Linked DNA regions of Homo sapiens: regions 1 and 3 are each linked to region 2. Evidence: chromatin contacts called from ENCODE Hi-C or POLR2A ChIA-PET data. All regions are on one chromosome and are shown on one strand. The core of a region is the stretch at or near the end of the contact, and the rest is flanking DNA. Distances in the headings are between cores, read along the strand shown.

Region 1 (4,354 bases), core at 1,014-3,513, 150 kb before region 2:
TGCAAAGATGCACATGCTTAGAGTCACATGCATGCAGACACACTTGCATGTTTTCACACACATTCTGTCCCTCCCGTGTCCCCTCCCACCCTCCAGTTCTCTCTCAGTTCAATTCTCTCCAGTTCACTCCAGTTCTCTCTCAGTCCAGGGCCCTGCTGCCGCCCTCACCCACTATGGACAACCCTCTGAAGGGCATCACAGGAGGGTTGCATGCATATGTGACCCTATGAGTAAAAATCTGTGTGTGTCTACACGTCTGTTTGTATATGTGAGTGTCACTGGTAGTCTGTGTGGCTCTAGCTCTGTGAAAATGTATCTTTATGACACTGTGGGTATTTTTCTGTGTATCTCTGTGTATGCTTCTGGAAGGCCCTATGTGTGTCTGTGTGTACCCGTCTGTGAATGCGAGTATGTGAGACAGTGGGGAATTTTTATATCTATATGACTGCATTCTGTGGGCCACCTCTCTAAGTATGTCTGGATGTGTATATCTCTGTGTGCATTTGCATATCTGTGCCTGTGTACATGCCTCTGCGGTCCAGGATCCACAGTCTGGCTCAGTGGGCACCCCTGCCAACAGAGGCTGTGGCCCGGGGTGGGGCCAGGCAGGACTGAACTGAATACCCTGGCCATTGACAGTTGTATTTACAGAGCTCCGAGTAGGAACGTAATTGCTTCTATTAATCTTTCTCCGGTTGTTAATTGCTCACTTATCGGGTTGTGTATTATGCCGACTGTTGCTCTTAATTCGCCTCCATAGCTGCAGGTGTTTGCTGCCTTATTAACTGTTAATCGGCGCGACTAGGGATGGAGACTTAATTGGCCCCCAGAGTGGGACACAGGCGGGCCAGCCGGACACTGCCAGGCTCACAGCCTGTCCCTGGAACCCTCACCTGTGGAGCACAGTTGGCTGGCCCACCGCCATCCACCAGCAGACAGCAGTCTTGCATACAGCAGTCAGAGTGACAACTGCAGAGTATGGTCTCCATGCAGTCCTACCTCCTCCAGGAAGCCACTCAACCCCTTGGAACCCAGTTCTTACATCCCTGTCCATCACCAACAATCTTCCTCCACACAGGATAGGAGCCAACCCCAGTTTTTAAATGAACAAGAGCCTCCAGGAATTCTGCTGCTCCTATCCAGCACACTTAAGGGGTCCCTCTCGGCTTCTGCTTGCACAGTGCAAAGAACAGGGAACTCCCTCCATGGCACTGTTACATAGCTGCAGCAACGAGAAGGTTCTCCATACTGAGCTGACTTATTACCCCCCACACAAGTTGAAACAGAGGAGTCCTTACTGCCTACAACAGGGAAACTGAGGCTCAGAAAGGGCAAGGGGGTGGCCCCAGGGTTCCCCAGTCCTCTCTGGTAAAGGAACAGACATGTGGCTCTCCAAGCAGTTTCTGCTCTCAGTCTCCCTTCCATCCCAGTCCTGCTCCATCCCAAACACCTCAGTCCTGGAAGGTACTTCCTTAGCCACCACCTGCTCTGCCCTGGTCTTCGGGCCTCCCAAGCTCAGCTGTCACTGCTACAGCCGTCTCAGGCTCCAGGCCTTTGGGACAAGAAAGCAAGTTTTCTGGAAACCAGTGGGCTCCCTGAGAGAGACAAGGGTATAAGGGGGAGGCGGTAGGAGGGTCCACACTCACCAACCTGACCTCCAGCTTCCAAGAAGGACAAATAGAGAAAACAATAGTCCTCATCCTGTGCATCAAATCCAGTCTGCCCTGACATCTGGAAGTTCTTCTGGTGTCTAGTTGTCATGTCTTAAGCGGCAACTGAAGTTGATTTGCTTTGGTTGGGTTCTGAGAAGAGTTGGGCTCCAGGGAGGGAGGAAGGGAGCACCACTGAGTGCCTACTGTAGGCCAGAAAGCAGCAATTAGTGTGTGTAAAAGTGGCAACCAGTTAAACCCTCCCATCACCTGGTAAGTTAGAGATTAGTATCCCTGTTTACAGAGAAGAAAACTGAGCCACAGAGAGGGTAACTAAACTTGTCAAGGCCACACAGCCAGAAAAGGAATTGGAGTGCCAACAAGGCCTGGCATTGCTTGGGAAGCTGGGTGTCTTCAGTCAGGGATATCTGGATGGATTCATGCTAAGGGTTCAATAAGGGGACGTGGGGAAAGGGAACTGATGGTCACTGTCACAGCTCACTCATCCACCCCACATCTGAGAACATGGACAGGCTAAACACTCACGCATGCGCAGCCCACATGCCTATCAGACGGGATGAGGAAGAAGCAAAGAGAACCGTCCAGGGATAGTTGCCCAAACAAGTTCCGGCCCCGCCTCTATGTTAATGACATGCAGATATATGTAAATTTGTACAAGCAACCGCTCAAACCTTTGGGAGCAATGGGGTGACACAGGAGCAGTTGCTATGGAAATCCAAAAGCGATACCCGCTCTGCACCCCCACCCCCCTCACAGGCAGGCGCACAGACACGTGCACAAAGACGCAGGGTTCTTCACTCCGGAGCCAAGAGGATCACGGAGTGGCAGAGTGTGAACCGGAAGGACCCTCAGAAACTGCGTCCAGCCGGGGGAAGCTCAGGCCCGAAGAAAGTCACCGGGAGAGCAGTGTCGCGATCCCTGGTAGCCTGGGGCGCCTTCCACTAAAACCCAGGGCGCGAGGTGTCCCTTCCGGGTCCCGGGCGATTCCGGCTCCGGCCTAGCAACAACAAGCCCCGCCCAGCGTTGCATAGCAACGTCCCTGGAGCCTAGCAACCGTCAGTCACGCCCCCTAGCAACGTCATGCCTAATCCTCGCTCCAGGCTTCTGCCGAGAGAGAGAGGGGCAAGGGGCTCGTGGACTGGGGCCAAAAGGTGGCGGGGGTGGGGGAGGGTGTCATGTTTAGCAGGCTGCAGGATTTCGGGGCCCACCTACAGCCCTTCCACGGGCGAGCTGTTACAGAGCCGCGTTATCACCCCCATTTACAGAAGGGAAAACTGAAGCTCCCAAAGGAAATCCCTGCCCAGGGTACAGAGCTCGCTCTTGCCTGCGTGTTCCAGGAGAGCGGCTCTGGCGGCTCTCCGGAGGAAGCCCTGGACCTGGAGGGGAGGGAGTGCACACCCGTTTCCCTCCATACCAACTGCATTAGGAAAACCACCCAAACTGTGGGCTCAGAACCAAGCTGTAGGTTTGCATAGTAATTTGCGTCATTTGCATAGAGCGCGGAGGCTGCGGCGCTCCCAGGCCATTTCGAGCCGGAAAAGTTCCCGAAGGAGCCCCGCTCCCTCTCCCGGTTCAACTGTCCAGCCCCCTCTCCCTACCCCTCACCCGCACCCCACCCGCATCCTACCCCGCCCCCGCTTCCAACTCCTTGCGCTAAGTTCCCGCACCTCGCCCCACCCCCCGCTTTGACTCCGGTCCTGCCAGCCCCGACCTCCATCCCAAGGCCGAGGGCCCCCTCTGCTGTCGTCCGCGGGTAGGGCAGCCGCAGAGCTCATGGGGCAGAGAAGAAGGGCTCCCCCAACCGACCATCGCCCCACCCCTTCCAGTCCAGCAGGGGCCAGGGTGAGGCCTGTACATGGGTGGACTTTGCGAAGGGGTGAGCAAAGAGCGGGTAGGGCCCTTCTGGCCCCGGGGCGAAGGGTGGGGTTCTAGAGAGGTTCTCTCCTGGAAGCCAGGCCCCTTTCCCCACGCTGGGTTGGTTGGCCCTGGCAGCTGGTTCCCCCATCAGTCCGCAGATGCAGCTCTCTCGAGGTACACCCCACATGAAACGCTTGACAGTTGCAGTTGCTGTTAGAAGCTTGTTCTAGGCCCAAGGCAAGGCAGCACCGTCCAACCCTAATACCAGTCTCCAACCCCACCCTGAATGCCCACCACCAAGGCTAAGACCTTTGACATTTTCTAACACCAGTCTCTGGAATCTGGCAAGAGATACAGAGAGGAGTCACCCAATCTGGATCTCCTGACTTCCTCAACAGAGACCTACACACAGGCAGGCCATGAAACTCACACAGATACTCTCACATGCTTGCAGGCACACTAGTGCACAGAGATCCCTGAGAAGCACATAGACAGAGACTCGGAGGGAATATGGTGAAGGTATGTACTATCCTTCCCCATCTAGTCAAAGGAAAAAAAAATCTTAGTATTAACTGAAAAATTTAAAGTCCACTGCAACTTGCTTATCTTTTCCTCTCTAGCAATCTCTTGATGTCTGATGTCTGTGACCCTCCAAAAGGCTCTGTCCATTTCTCTCTCCACCCCCAACCTCGGTCCTACTTTCTTTCCCACCACCACCTCTTCCTCCTGGTTCAGAATACTTGCAAAATGCTTCCAGAAACCACCGTGGCAATAGCTGTGCCCTGGGGCGCAGTGATGGTTCAGGACCTCAGACCAGCAATGAGCAA
Region 2 (4,588 bases), core at 1,999-4,498:
TTGATACAGTGGTAAGTTCTAGTTCACTCTTGGCCCCAATAAATATACTCTCCTCTTTTTCCAAAAAATAAAAAACATAAGACGCTGCTGCATTTCTTTAATCAGACTTCCCTCACGCAGACATATCCCAGGTGCCTCATAAAAACTGTCTCAAAGCACACACCCCGGGGCCCCAAGAGAGTTTCAAGGCATAATCTCCTCCCACATAAAAGCCTAGCTTAGGCCCCAAAGAGCCTCCAGTCAGCATCTCCTAAATGATCCCCTTGCCTCCAGCCTTCTCCATTAGTTTCAACAGCTCTCCTAAGTACTAGCTGCTAGGCCATCACGTTGATGAGAAACCTCAATATAAGAGGAGCTACTGAGAGAGTAGTATGACGTATTGGAAAAATCAAGGGCTTTAGAGTCAAAGACCTGGATTTTTAATCCAGCACTAATTATTATCTGTATGACCTGGGACAAGTTACTTAACCTTTTGAGTTTCTGTATCTCTTCTTCTCACCACTGTAAATCCATGGGAGCTCATCGCTGTATCCCTAGTGCCTGGCAAATAGAAGTGATTCAAAATAAGCTAAATGGATGCAAATGAAGATACCACCTTTCTTGTAGTTGTGAGAATTAAATGAATATAAAAAGCACCTGTAGCACAGGAGGAAATTAATACTAATCAATTCCTTCCCTCACTGAATAGTAACAATACTATTTACTATTTCTTTCTTCTTATTTTTTTTGAGAGAGGGTCTCACTGGCTCACTGCAGCCTTGACTTCCTGGACTCACAAGATCCTCTCACCTCAGCCTCCGGGATAGCTGGAACTACAGGCACGCACTACCACGCCTAACTTTTGTATTTTCTGTAGAAATGGAGTCACCATGTTACCCAGGCTGGTCTCGAACTCCTGGGCTCAAGCGATCCTCCTGCCTCAGCCTCCCAAAGTGCTAGGATTACAGGTATGAGCCAGCTTGCCCAGCCGAAAAATATAATTTCTAACTTTTAATTACACATCAGTGATTTTGCCTGTAATTCTATTATGTTCACTATCAAAAGGACCACCCTCACGCCTGTTAATCCCAGCACTTTGGGAGGCCAAGGCAGGTGGATCACTGGAGGTCAGGAGTTCGAGACCAGCCTGGCCAACAAGGTGAAACCCCATCTCTACTAAAAATATGAAAATTAGCCGGGTGTGGTGGCACACACTTGTATTCTCAGCTACTTGGGAGGCTGAGGCGGGAAGATCATTTGAACCCGGGAAGCCTGGGCAACAAACAGAGCGAGACTCCATCTCAAAAACAAACAAAAAAAAAACAAAAGGACCATACTACTCTTTGCTTATACTGAAAGACTACCAACTTCTATCGCTTCTCGGCCTTTTGGCTAAGATCAAGTGAAAGACTACCAACTTCTAGGAGACATTATTTTTAAGATAACATCATTTTTAAGATTATATCAATGTGTAAAATCCCTATCAAGGTACTACTCTTCAAGAATCCCTACTTTTACAACACAAGAATGGGAAAAGTCCATGATAATAATTAGTCCATTCATTATGAAACTTAAAAATGCCAAGATCAGAATACCAGCAAACAACTTCTCACCATCTTCACCAATACAATGGTGTGCTGGCAAGTGATTCTGAAGCCCTGATAATGTGTCATTCTGTATCCTTAATCTCCTTTTGCACACTCAGCAAGGCATAACTTCACTCACTTCCCTCTGAAACTACTCTCTCTTACAGAGCATGACAGCAAGTACCATATTCCAACTCAGCAGTGTAATGTAGTTTGGCGACTCCGGACAGACAAACATTTGCTGAATGCCTACAGTGACACTAGAATTGCTAGTCACTGCTAATTTCTTGACAAATTCCAGGAAATAATAAACCAGACTACAGTTCAATTTACCTAACAATAAAATACTCTTCACCTGAAAAACTAGCAGTACTTTACAAAAGTTTATGCTCCTGAACACTCTACAGGCCAGAGTGTAGGATTTTGGGCAACAGACAAACTTCTTTTCGTTAGCTCTCAGGGGCCCCAGACTAGGATAGGATGGCATCATTGACAAATTTGAAAATTTACTTTGAAGTCATGAAACGTGGGAGAAAAAAATGTATAGAACAACAACAAAAAAACACATCACATCCTTTCTGGGGGAAAAAAATTAAAATCCCAGAGCCAGAAGATCATAGTGCCGCTGGAGGAGACTTATACCCCCTTTCCTCATACTTGAACCTGAAGACCCACGGACAAGATGCTCCCGGAAAGAACTCCCCAACCCAACACACCAGGGTTCACTATCGCCACACACAAAGACCAAGGGGAAGGGCCTCTAGGATGCCTGCTCACACACTGGACACACGCCGGCACACCCTACCACACTCCTGCCTCTGCCACGCACCTTCTCACCGACACACACCATGTTCTCCCCCCACACTCACCCGCTCTTTACCACACTCTCAACTCTCTCCTCCCCCATTTACTCACTCATTCTACCACCACCCCTCATGCCCACACGCTCCCCACACACCCATACCCTCCCCTGCCCTCACCCACATTCCCCCAACATCGACACTGCCTCCCGACGCGCTCCCACTCCCCCCACCTCCTCGCACGGACACTCAGCCCTGTCCCCCACTCACACGCCCTCCCTTCACCAACTCACTCTCCCCCACGCTCGCACAGCTCTCTCCCTTCCACACACACGAGCCCGCCCCTCGCTCACCCACCCTCGCTCCCCCGCCCCGGCCCGGCCCGGCCCTCCTTCCGGGGACGTGTCTCCGGCCTGCACTAATGGCTGCGGCGCCTCCCGCCCTCCCCTTCCCCGAGGCCCCCGGCGCCGGCGCGGGGGCCGCCCGGGAGGGGCGCACTCACGCTGGCGAGCTGGGGACTGGGCATTGAAGTCCGGCGGTGGCGGGAGCGAGGAGGCGCCTCTCTCCTCAGTCACCTCGGCGGCGGCGGCGGCGGCGGTAGCGGTGGCGGCGGCGGCGACGACTCCCCCCCAGCCTCGGCGCGCGACACCCGGCCCGGCCCGGCGGCGGCGGCGGCGGCGCGTCTCCACGAGTCCGTCTTGCTGCTGCTGCTGCGGCCGCCGCTGCGTCTCCTGCTGCCGCCGCTGCCTCCGCTGCCGCCGCTGCCCTGTGGCGTCACCTCGCGCCGTGCCCGGCCGCCGCTGCCGCTCCAGCCGCTCCCGGACAGACGACGGTTACAGCCCGGCCGATCGCGCCGCCACCACCACCGCTGCGCGCGCAGCCGGAACCAGCTCCCGCCGCCGCCCCTCAGGGGGCGCTGCGGGGCGCGGCGCGCAGGGCCACCGGCCCGCCCTCCGCGTTCGCTGACTGGCTGGCTGGCCGGCTCGCGGGCAGTTGGGCCCGCCCACCTGCCCCGCGGGGCGCTGACCCACTGCCCTGGGCGCCTCCCCCGCTCCTCCTCCTCGTGGTTCGTTCCGCTCCGCACTCCCGGCTACGGAAGGCGAGTCCATGTGATCGGGGAGGGAAGGCAGAACGTGGCCTGGGGAGTCGCTCGCCCACGCTGCGCCCCGCCCATCCGCACCTGGGCTGGGTCGAGGGCCTGCAGCCGAGGTGTGACCTGCAAGGTCGAAGGGTTCTTTCTCGCTACTTGGCCCTAAGGCCTCGGGTCAGATCCTGATGGGACGGGGTGGCCGCCACGTCCTGGGCTTGGGGATTTCCAACTCAGAAGTGGGAACCTGGCCAGCTCAGTTCTCGGCTGCCCTTCCTGAGGCCCCAAATGAATGGCGTGTGCATCTTCGTCGAAGATATTAATACGCCACCCCCAGCTCTGCCCACAAGACACACACCCACCCTAAGAACTGTCCCTGACAAGCCAAAATTCAGACTTTCAGGATGTAGGATCTTGGGCAAGTGATTCCAAGTATTATCAACTATTAAATGGAAATAATAATCAGCTACCTCATGGGCTCTTTCACGTATCGATAACAACGTATGAAAACGCTTGAGAAGGGCCAGGCGCGGTGGCTCATACCTGTAATCCCAGTACTTTGGGAGGCCGAGGAGGGCAGATCACAAGGTCAGGAGTTCGAGACCAGCCTGGCCAACATAGTGAAACCCTGTGTCTGCTAAAAATACAAAAATTAGCTGGGCATGGTGGCGCCCGCCCGGAAGGAGGGCCGTAATCCCAGCTACTCGGGAGGTTGAGGCAGGAGACTCACTTGAACCCGGGAGGCGGAGTTTGCAGTGAGCCGAGATCGTGCCACTGCACTCCAACCTGGGCGACAGAGTGAGACTCCGTCTCAAAAAAAAAAAAGAAAGAAAAAGAAAACGCTTGAGTTGAGAAAGTGAGAAAGAAGAGACCCTGAATTTCAAGCTTTCCGACTTAATGTCACCTTTAACGACGCAGATTATCGTAGAGATTCTCAGGTGGAAAGGTTTTTGCCTCTTGCATTTGGAAGCTAGCCAGAAATTCTTTGCCAGATCATGCGTCCTGAGTTTTGGTTTGGAAAATGTGGTCACTAGCGAGCTAGGAGGCTGGTTTGGGCCACGACCAGATGGCAAAGTGCGGCATTGGAGGCTGGCTTGGGAGGGAGATGTCTCCCCCTGGGAATTGCGGGTTGGGGA
Region 3 (4,586 bases), core at 521-3,020, 230 kb before region 2:
GGAAGGCGGATTTCTGAGTTCACACAGCACAACTCCACACGTGGGCAAGTCGTGGACAGCCTGTGGGGCCCAGGCACTGGTATTGGGGTGGCAGGAGGTCTGGCCAGGCATCAGTCTCTCTCAGAGGCCCAACCACAGCCCTTGGGCTAGGATTTGAGCAGAGGCGATATTCAAAATATTTAACCACCGGTATGGCACGGATACCAGCTTTCAGGCAAAGCAGAAAGCTGCCTACTGCACTGAAATAGTGTCCAGGCAGCATCTGGCTGTGCCAGTGGATACTTGCTGGATTGGGAGAGGTCTAGAAGGTCTTAGAAGGCCAGAGAAGTTGGAATAGTGATGAGGGCTTAAAGAAGAGGCTATTCTTCAAGACACGTGGAAGTATTTCAAGTCTAGCATCTTGTGCACTGTCCTGGTATATATACCAGCCTGATACCTTACTAGCGCACCCAGCTCAGCCCAGGAAGCCCTCCCAGGCACCCACAGGGTCAGGGGCTGGTGACTGGGCTGAGATTGTGGGCCACAGCCTTCCATAGGGCTGTGTGGGGGCCAAGGAAGCTTTCCCCATAGGTATAGTGGGCAGGAGAGCAGGTCTCTAGGGCTCAGGACCTCATTGCCAGCCACCCCCGCCCCCAGCTGATGGATGCTTGTCTTTTAGTTTTATTAAACCCTGATGGATGGGCCCAGATAAATCGATGCAGGCTCAGCAAGTGGCCAGCAGAGCCATACATCGTCTGGCCTCCCCCAGGACAGGCAGCTCACGTGCACAAACACAGAGCCATGCATGTGTCAGCACAGCACATGCAGATGCGCAGGTACATGTACATAAGGACACATATGTGGTACCAGTGTGCATACAAAGCTATCTGCACACAGGCATGCTCACGGAAACATATGCTCGCTGATATACCCAGACACACCAGCTTGCATATACCCACATGCGCACAGCCAGCCTATGACCACTCCTCCTGTAGGTCTTCCTGTTGGGAAGTTCTAATGCAAGTCTGACTGCATTCCTTCCAACTCTAATGAAATCCAATTTTCCTTCCCTCAATCATGGATAGGAAATGAAAACAGAAAGGACCCCTTACCCCAATATATTTGGAGATAGGACTCCAGCCCCCTTCTCCCTGGGACAGAACTGTGCCCCCAGCCTGCCTATTCATCCCCCATCCTAGTGATATACACATCCCAGCTCTCAAACCCTATCCTGGTCTTCCTCCTGCCAGCCAATAGAAGGGCTGCCAGCTGTGGCGCCATGTGGGTGCATGTGGAGGCGTGAGGATGGATGTGATCCTGTCCCCTTCCGGCTCCTAGTCTCTGGTCGCCACTCCTCAGGCTCCAGCCAGAGTGCAGGGCTGCAAGGACAGAGCCAGAGAAGCTTCCAAGGAGACGGCTCACCCCAACACAGAGGCATAGATTTGGGCGCAGGGAGTCAGAACCAGGATGGAGTTTAGAGCTCATCTCGCTCTAGAGAAGACGACCAAGGCCCAGAGAGGGAATGCCACTTTCCTCAGGTCACACAGCAAGTCTGGCAGAAAGGGCCTCTCAGCCCAGAGCCCTGAGGCCGCCCACTGTATCCCTACTTACCGGTGGCCGGGGATCCCCCCACCTCACTGAGCAGTCCAGGCAGCAGGCGGAGGAAGCAGAGCCCAGGTTCCTCAGGTCCGCTAGGGGTTCTCTATCTCTCCGTGACGGTCACGGGTCCCCAGCTTCCTGGCGCTCGAGCTCTCCCGGCTGTCTGCTGCCCGGCGCACGCCTGCCGGGGACTGCCGGCCACTCCGGGTGGGGGAAGAGAGGCGGTTCCAGGGGGCTGGGGGCCTGCCAGGGACACTAATGGAACACAGCTGGACCGGCCCGCCAGGGAGGAGGAGGAGGAGGGCCTAGAGGGGGCTCCAGCGGCACCAGAGGCGGCTAGACTGCGGGGTGCACAGCCCCGCCCCGGGTCTGGCCGAGCTCCCAGGCCCGCCCCTCCTGCCTCACCGCCAGGTGAGCGATCCTCGAGCTAGGCGGGACCCTACGTGCCCAGAGCTGCCCTGGAAGGGGGCTCCTGCGGGCCCTTTAAGAGTCAGGCCTGGAGTTTGAAGAGCTCCCCCTTTCCATGTCCCTGGCTGGGCCCCCAGAAGGCTGCGGGGTGGGGGGGCGGGGAGGGGACAGGGGTGGAGGGAGCAGGGTAGAGACCCTCCTCCCAAGTGCGTGGCACCCATGATGTGGCTGCCGCCCAAGCCTCGGTGGTCAGCTTTTTCCAATTCCTCTGCCTAACATTCCCAGTCAGTCTGTCCCTAGGTCTGTCTGTACTGGGAGGAGGAGGGTGGGAACCCCCTCCCTCCTCCGTGCTAAATTAACCCCCTCTGCTCTGGCCTGACTCCCAGAGAAGTGAGACTGAGGGAGTCCCCTTATTCCTCCTTACTCCATGAGGTTGGAAGGGCTCAAATCCCTGGCCCCTGCTCTGGCTTTGCGGTTCCAAATGTGCTGTGTAACCATACTCCGTTTTCTCATCTGGAAGATGGGATCGTGAGAGTATATGCCTCATAGACCTTTGCTGTAAGCAGGAAATGGGCCAAAGGCTGTAAGCGCTTAGCACACGGTCTGGCACATGAGAGGAGCTCAGTAAATATTTGCTGCTATTATCGTTATTACTGTGATCCCTGGCAGGGGACGGGACTGGATTTCAAGCCTTTACACCAGCACTGGGGAGGGACCTGCTTTATATTCACGGTCCAAGGACGCAAGAGGAATTGAGCTGGGCTGAAAGATTGGAGCTCTGAGGAGGAAGGAGCCGGTAATGTTCCGAGTTCTGCCCAGAGGCAGGGCCGTTGACCAAGGTGGAATCCCCACCAAGGGTCTCCTCCCGCTGTAGACCGAAAGCAAATTTATTGGCACCAAGGCTGAGGATCCACAAAGTAGGTTCAAGAGGCCATGAGATGCTGGGCTGAAGAGGGAGAAACTGAGCGTCCCCAGTTGAGGGGGGCTCTGGGGGCTCTGTGGAAGCAACGCGCCTAGCCCTGTGGCCTCGGCTAACCCGGGGTAGGGGGAGGTTGTAGGGGCAGGCCTGGGATTTCCCGCCTCCAGACCCAGAGGCGCTGAGTCAGCGGAAACCCCAACCACGCCACAGAGGCGCCCCACTGTGGTCCCAGTGAGGAGCTGGCCCCAGATGTGGCTGTGGCAGTGGTGGGGCCTGGGAAGTGCTGAGCTCAGCAGGCGGGAAGCGGAGGGGGTGGGGCCTTCTGAGCACTCTGGCCTGCGGGGTGGGTGGGCACAGGCCCCGCCTGCCCTACCAGAGGGTGCTGCCCCAGCAGTGGGCACTCGGGAGAGGTGGGAAGCGCATATAGGTCAGGCTCTGTGCTGAGAACTTCACATATGCTAACTCCTTCGATCTTTACAACAACGCCTTAAGGCAGAATTCCATTTTTATTCCCAAACCTGCAGCACAGGAAAAACACAACTTGCCCGGGATCCCACAGCTAGTCAGTGGTGGAGCAGAACTCATGTCCAGCCAGCCTAGACTCAGCACGTGCTCTTAACCACCATGCCATCCTGACAGCTCCCACCCGTGCCCCAGACAGGGCAGGTGGCTGGGCCAGGGATGGAGGAACCTGAGAAGGGAGAGCCAGATGCCTTCCCACAGCACCCCAAGGGTGCTCACAGGAACAGCCAAGCCTGGGACACACCTTACGCCTAGAAACACTATCATAGACAGTCTAGGAATGTGCCCATGCCCCTTCCTCCCTTCCACACATACGTGCACACATCCAGAAACACGCAGTCAGGTAAAGTTCTAGCACAGCACTTGAGTACGCAGACTCCATATGCATGTATAGGCACTCATGTTCACACAGACACACCCTGGCCCTAGAAACAGTTACACACAGATGTGTAGAGACTCAAGATACGCCTCCACATCAAAGATACACAGAAACACATGTAAGAGCCCAGATTACCCCACAGAAATATATCCCTGGACATATCCAAACACAGGTACATAATTCTCAGAATGCCTGCATACAGCACTGTATATACTCGAATGTGCACACACAGACACATGCCTGTACACATAGACATGTGTGCACATAAACATACATGTGACCACAGGCATAATTACTCAGATATGCAAGCAGAGAAGCCTGCAGACCTGCAGCACATACATGTGTGCACACAGACATAGATGGCCACACAGACTCGGCTCCCAGAGAAACAGCCACTGGGACATGCACACACTGACACATGTACACACATGCATACATGCAGCTGTGCTGACACTTTTACATGCAGTCAGTGCCAGAAAGCCCTGCACGCCAGCAACCCGGGTATCCCGTGAGGCTGGGCTCAGCGCCCTCACCCCAGATGGCATCACCACGAGGTAATCAATGCTGCTAATCACCACCAGCTGCCCTGGAGCCTGCATGCTGCTGCTGCATGGGGCTACCAAGGCCTTCTGGACCTGGGGTAGTATGCCCAGATGTTGGCAGTGCCCAAGGGCCCTCCGCCCCCCACTGGGGAATCCCTGTCTGGCAGGGGCAGCCCCTGGGGCTGGGGCAGGTTGAAGAGCCAACCCAGGGCCTGGTCCCAGGACAGGTCCGGGAGCC

Evidence for each region. A loop is a pair of places that touch in the nucleus more often than their neighbours do. ChIA-PET counts read pairs that join two places held with the same protein, here RNA polymerase II (POLR2A). Pooled maps may share reads with other maps.
Region 1: a map of B cell shows a loop between it and region 2 (1.8-fold over the local background). The contact joins the enhancer-like site here to the promoter of PTP4A2 in region 2. A Hi-C loop is called at or near these places in 5 of 168 maps with a recorded cell type or tissue (B cell, IMR-90, dorsolateral prefrontal cortex and 2 more), 5 of 37 single-sample maps with no recorded cell type and 14 of 50 pooled maps. POLR2A ChIA-PET finds 5 or more read pairs at or near these places in 14 of 52 experiments (A549, AG04449, B cell and 11 more).
Region 3: a pooled map shows a loop between it and region 2 (2.7-fold over the local background). The contact joins the promoter of COL16A1 here to the promoter of PTP4A2 in region 2. A Hi-C loop is called at or near these places in 1 of 168 maps with a recorded cell type or tissue (cardiac septum) and 9 of 50 pooled maps. POLR2A ChIA-PET finds 5 or more read pairs at or near these places in 5 of 52 experiments (AG04449, BJ, H1 and 2 more).

What each region holds. Positions count from the first base shown.
Region 1 is chr1:31,785,973-31,790,326 of GRCh38, forward strand. No RefSeq gene overlaps it. Among named protein-coding and RNA genes, the nearest start is that of ADGRB2, 24 kb to the left of the region's middle. RefSeq lists an enhancer at 2,190-2,965 and silencers at 2,751-2,800, 3,131-3,420. Within about 2 kb of position 2,264, at least 40 of the 41 ENCODE cell types and tissues checked have a DNase peak (open chromatin) inside an H3K27ac peak, as active enhancers do; they include B cell, CD4-positive, alpha-beta T cell, IMR-90 and 3 more, where a contact is called at or near this core.
Region 2 is chr1:31,935,120-31,939,707 of GRCh38, forward strand. PTP4A2 (protein tyrosine phosphatase 4A2) reads right to left here and starts at 3,249. Exons shown (of 6, transcript NM_080391.4): 1 at 2,868-3,249. RefSeq lists enhancers at 2,406-2,455, 3,566-3,835 and silencers at 2,636-2,975, 2,752-2,923, 3,126-3,505.
Region 3 is chr1:31,702,247-31,706,832 of GRCh38, forward strand. COL16A1 (collagen type XVI alpha 1 chain) reads right to left here and starts at 1,771. Exons shown (of 71, transcript NM_001856.4): 1 at 1,591-1,771. RefSeq lists a silencer at 3,192-3,241.